2 separate regions of the Homo sapiens genome follow, and region 2 is linked to region 1. The links are chromatin loops, found by intact Hi-C in ENCODE. Cell type or tissue: heart right ventricle. All regions are shown on one strand. Links, peaks and the distances in the headings refer to the core of each region. The heading gives the core; the rest is flanking DNA.

Region 1 (2,930 bases), core at 265-2,764:
GGCAAAATAAGGTCAATTATAGAACATAACAAATTACTATTTTTGTACAACTTAATTGGCGTGTGTAAATGTTAACCTGGCTGTAGAAGTATCTGTATGCTGTTCAACCCCCTTCTTTCCTACCTTATACAAACTCTCTCATCAACACAATGTAGAATTTACTTTTTTCACTATCCCTACTGGTAGTAAAGATAATAATATGTACAGAAATTTAGCAGATATGAGTCAAATACAATCAAAATGTTTCTTGAAACATTAGGAGAAATAGGAAGTATTTACATATGAATCAGGCAAGAGTGAAAAAGAAAACCTTATTCTCAAAGAAAAACTGCCACTTTGGATGGTGGTCAACTGGCATGGTTTATTTTGACTACCATCCTCCATGTATTTAATGAATGAGGCAAGCCCGTTGGCTTGTTACAATAACAACTTGGCAGTTAGACATCCTCCTAAACAATGTGCCAGCTTGAGAGGATAATTGACAATGCCACACACTGTGATCATTTATAACCCTGGGGTGTTCTTCTGAGATTTATTTTTAGTTATTTGATGACACAATTTTCCTGATCCACAATATTTTGCTCTTTTCCCCCAACGTTCGTATCTGACCAAACCACAAAATGAATGCTCGATAAATCATCTCATATTCTTGCCACTTAAAAATCTTTTCTGCTTGTTTTCTTAAACTCTCCACTTGTTTGCTGCTCAGATGTACCTCTTATTTTAAGAAGCTAAAGAGGCAAATAGTTTTTAATTGCCCTGCAAATATTTACATCCTATACATCCTGTGATTACAGCAATTACACTTATCAGTTTTCCACCCCCTGCTAAAGTAACCGCAACATTATCATGAGGAAATCATGAAAAAAAAAAAAAAAAAAGCTGCAGCACACTCATTCCACTTTGAATATAATGGAAGAAGAAATGCCCATCCTTCACTAACTTGAACTACAAGATTATTTTCCACCCTCAGGAGGAACTGGTCTTTTCCCACCACTGATGGGCCACCACTGTTGCAGGATTTAAGTGTTACCTCGGAAATACCAAAAAGATAGTTCTATTACAATGTTGTATCCTATAAATACTCGAGTTATGCCTGTAATTGCCTTGAAATACATTGCCTGCTGTGCTTGCTTATGTCCAAGAGCAGGTTAGAAGGTCAGACTCAGACCTTTTGTAGCCTTGATAACTGGCTGTTACATGATTATGAAGTGAGTGGGAGAAGAAGCAATAGTTAATATTTGTGTTTCATTCACCAAAGAAATCCTTCTGGAACTCTTCATGGGATAATGATGAAATTCATTCGATTCATATTTGCATTTAAAGTATTAAGGTTTTTTCAAAAATAAAATATATAGCAAGGGCAGAAATTTTTGCTCGCAAATAGACCTTTCTAGTAATTTCAGTGTCAGATGTTGTATAGACTCTGTGCCTCAGACATTTAATGGCCTTTTCCCTGGACTCTTGCTCTTGGAATAGATTAGATTTAGAATCTGAAAATAGCAATGCCAATGCCAGGCTGGGTGGGGAGTACTGTGTGGTTCTGCCAAAGTACATGATGAGCTGTTCCCTAAGTAACTGGGTCATTTCTGAAATTCACGAGGGAAGAGGCACACTTGTGTTCTGTTTGCATGGAACAACAGTGACATCCAGTGCTAATACCGTTGATGTGAGCCTGAAATAATAACATCACATCGGCTGGTGTGGTGGCTTATGCCTGTAATCCCAGCACTTTGGGAGGCCAATTTGGGTAGATCACCTGAGGTCTGGAGTTCAAGACCAGCCTGGTCAACATGGTGAAATCCCGTCTCTACTAAAAAAATACAAAAATTAGCCAGGTGTGGTGGCAGGTGCCTGTAATCCCAGCTACTTGGGAAGCTGAGGCAGGAGAATCACTTGAACCTAGGAGGCAGAAGTTGCAGTGAGCCGAGATCACGCCATTGCACTCCATCCTGGGCAACAAGAGCAAAACTTTGTTGCAAAGAAAAAATATAATAATAATAATAATAATAATAATAATAATAATAATACCATCACATCATTTCTTGGTAAATGAACAAATACAATGACAAGGGAAATGTGGTTAAGGTTAGTGTCTTCACTAATAGCTGCTAATAACAGAGACAAATGCTATTTAAGGTTAGGGAGAGCATTTACCTAGCACATCCTAGCAGAAAGCAGTGTAGACTTCGTTTCATTTCCAGCCTCACTTCTGGGAAATACTGGCAGGGCACTTGGACCCTCAGCACCCTCTCAGTTTATCTCTTGGTACTCTCTCTTTAGTTTTGCTCCTGTAAGATAGTGGCAGGGCCCTTGAACTTTCAACACTCTCGGTTTATCTCTCAGTACTCTCTTAAGTTTATCTGTAAAATGGAAATAATGATGCCAGTTCACCATTTGACCACAGATGCTTCAAGCTCAGCATAAAGTCATTTGGAGTTGTCTTTTCTCCAGAGGGAAGATAAATATTCAGAGACATCATGAAAGCATGGACATATAGAGGAGCATTTGGACATACAGAGAAGTCCAAATTGCTTGTAATGTTATTGGGACTATTTAAGATTTTATTGCAGATTGTCTTCTTTCTGGAGAGAGTCATTTCTTTGTTCTCTATCATGATTGAGAAGGCCACCTGTGGTCTATCTAGTTCTTCACACAGTGTAGGTGCTTCTTACATTGCCTTGTGTTGGGGAAGACCCACCTTCTGAGCTATAATATAAATTGTTTGTCTATTTGCCTATTTGTTTGACTTTGGCAATAAATATCTCCTCAATAAACGATCCTCTAATCCATCTAGCATTTATTGAATAACTATTACAAGCAAGCATAGTGCTAGGCCCTGCTCATATATTATCTTTAATTTTTACATTATTCAACTAAGGTGGATTCTGCCTTCATTTTATAGGTAAGAAAAGTGCAACTTAGAGGCT
Region 2 (2,930 bases), core at 120-2,619, 76 kb after region 1:
TATTTTGTGATAACAGAAAGCTACTAAAGATTACTGGGGTCATGGTCATGTGTAAAGAAATCAGGAGACAGCATGAAATGCATCCCAATAGTGAAAGATGAGACAAACTGAGAATTGGCAAGAATAACAACTGTGATAAATTAAAACTATCAAGTATTTTTAAAATCCCATGAGTTCATAATTACACCTCAAAAGCAAACAAATGAAGTCTTTAAGGAAACTTTGTAACATACTTTGAGAACCCAATCAAACTGGTTAAAAAAAGGTATGGAAGTTAAAATTGTATCCTATATTTTCTGTATGAATTTTAGCTCAAATACAATAAAATTGTAGGTAAGAAAAATTTTTCTCTTCATACAATTATCTAAGTTAATAAAAGAAGAAAGGATGATAGAATTAGCATATCACTATTTTGAAAACCCTTAATAAATTACTAGGCAAAGGCAGTAGTCATCAATGGCTGATAACAATCATAAAAAGATATAAAACTAGACACTGTTCTCCTCCCAGTAAAAGTACACAAAAACTTAGGATGTAATTCTGCCAGGAAATTAAACTTGAACCGTATCAATCCTCTAGGCTTGATAACAGTTAACTGAAAATAAAGAGAGGAAAATGCAAAATGACTTTACAGAGTTGCAATCTGCAAAAATCCAGACTGTAAGAAACTACAGGAATGCTTATCAAACTTTAACATGAACATAAATTGCCCAAGGATCTTGTAAAAATAGAGATTCTGATTTAGTAATGTAGGGTGGTGCTTGAAATTCTATATATTTGTAACAATCTCTCAGTAGTTGTCGATACTGCTGGTCCATGAACCACACTTTTGAGTAGCAAGCCTCAACGAAGTAAAATTAAGGCAAGGAAAACAAAGAGAAGTGTTCTATAAAGTAAAAGTGACTCTAGAGACATAATAATCAAGTGTAATGTGTGTACATTTTTTTCCTAGATTCATTGAACTAAGCGTGAAAAATTATGAGAAAGTGATAACTTGATATTTGAAAGTATTCTTATCGTTTTGAGATACACACACAATTTATGGCAGGATTGAATATGATGGTTAGAACTGGGTTCAAAATCATCCAGTGTATATTGGGGGACAGGGGAGAGAAAATATTGGAGAAGTGACAGGGATTATTGAGCTCATCATGTTATTTTTCTCTACTTTTTATGTTTCAAACTTTCCAAAAGAAAAACTGTTTCAACTGGCTCCGCAAAATCATTTGGCATATTTTAGTAAGATTTCAGTTGACTTTTTACGTTTCTCCTTACAGTCTTTACCAATTTGCTATGTGTATGCGAAGAGATTTTCTTGGAAGGTCTGTAGCTTTCATTATGTTTTCAAAGATGATTGAATAAACAGGAATACAACTAATAATACTTACATTCAGGAAATGACCTCCTTGGAAAACCAACAAATTGAATAAAATCGTAAATATGGTAATTTTATTAAAACACGTTTCTTGCTGCCCAGTGAACATCTTACATAGATCGCTTAGAGTGTAATATCTTAATAGAAGAGCACCCTCTGCTGTCTTGACAAGAAATATCACCACAAATGGGGAGACAATTGCATTTTCGATTTTTCCAGTAATCAGTTATGGCAAATTAAAATCAAGGTATGACAGCATAGTCAACTTTTCATTTAAACCCAGTATCATGGGGATTATGGAGATAAAATATACATGGTCTTTGTGCTTACATCTTATTTTTCTCTTCCGATTTTTCTCTCCCCTGAGGCCTTTGTGTGGAATCAATACAGTTCCTATGATTCTATAACCTGATTAAAAACACTCTCTGAGACTCTCAAAAATAATTACTCAACCTGGGCAACATAAGGAGACCCTGTCTCTGCAAATAATTAAAAAGTTAGCCAGGCGTGGTGGCTTGCATCTGTGGTCCCAGCTACTCTGAGGTGGGAGGATCACTTGAGGTTGGGAGGTCGAGGCTGCAGGGAGCCATGATCATGACACGACACTTCAGCCTGGGCAACAGAACGAGGCTCTGTATTAAAAAACAAATTACTTCCCTCAAAAAAAATTTTATATGGCAAGCATAATTTTATTTTATTTTATTTTTATTTTTGAGAGTCATTTTATTTTATTGTAGGTGTTGAGAGCTTGGGATATTTTGAAAGAAATAGTGCATTTAAAATGTAGACATTCATTCAATGAGTATTTTTTTTATTATACTTTAAGTTTTAGGGTACATGTGCACAATGTGCAGGTTAGTTACATATGTATACATGTGCCATGCTGGTGTGCTGCACCCATTAACTCGTCATTTAGCATTAGGTATATCTCCTAATGCTATCCCTCCCCCCTCCCCCCACCCCACAACAGGCCCCAGAGTGTGATGTTCCCCTTCCTGTGTCCATGTGTTCTCATTGTTCAATTCCCACCTATGAGTGAGAACATGCGGTGTTTGGTTTTTTGTCCTTGCGATAGTTTACTGAGAATGATGATTTCCAATTTCATCCATGTCCCTACAAAGTACATGAACTCATCATTTTTTATGGCAGCATAGTATTCCATGGTGTATATTTGCCACATTTTCTTAATCCAGTCTATCATTGTTGGACATTTGGGTTGGTTCCAAGTCTTTGCTACTGTGAATAGTGCCGCTATAAACATGCGTGTGCATGTGTCTTTTTAGAAGCATGATTTATAATACTTTGGGTATACACCCAGTAATGGGATGGCTAGGTCAAATGGTATTTCTAGTTCTAGATCCCTGAGGAATCACCACACTGACTTCCACAATGGTTGAACTAGTTTACAGTCCTACCAACAGTGTGAAAGTGTTCCTGTTTCTCCACATCCTCTCCAGCACCTATTGTTTCCTGACTCTTTAATGATTGCCATTCTAACTGGTGTGAGATGGTATCTCATTGTGGTTTTGATTTGCATTTCTCTGATGGCCAGTGA

Evidence for each region. Peaks named below come from ENCODE experiments on the same cell type or tissue, not always from the same donor. Only the 100,000 strongest peaks of a DNase experiment are listed, where the experiment ranks them.
Region 2: it touches region 1 in a loop (3-fold over the local background); 67 of 110 quality-filtered maps call a loop at or near these places.

Annotation. Positions count from the first base shown.
Region 1 is chr10:52,652,131-52,655,060 of GRCh38, forward strand. All of the region lies in intron 1 of LOC105378305 (a long non-coding RNA gene), which reads right to left. Among named protein-coding and RNA genes, the nearest start is that of MBL2, 120 kb to the right of the region's middle. In heart right ventricle, for the core only: a CTCF peak has its summit at 1,650; a DNase peak (open chromatin) is centred at 1,535; H3K27ac peaks cover 1,079 bases.
Region 2 is chr10:52,728,176-52,731,105 of GRCh38, forward strand. All of the region lies in intron 1 of LOC105378305 (a long non-coding RNA gene), which reads right to left. Among named protein-coding and RNA genes, the nearest start is that of MBL2, 43 kb to the right of the region's middle. In heart right ventricle, for the core only: a CTCF peak has its summit at 1,555 (motif pointing left); no DNase peak of the experiment used is centred there.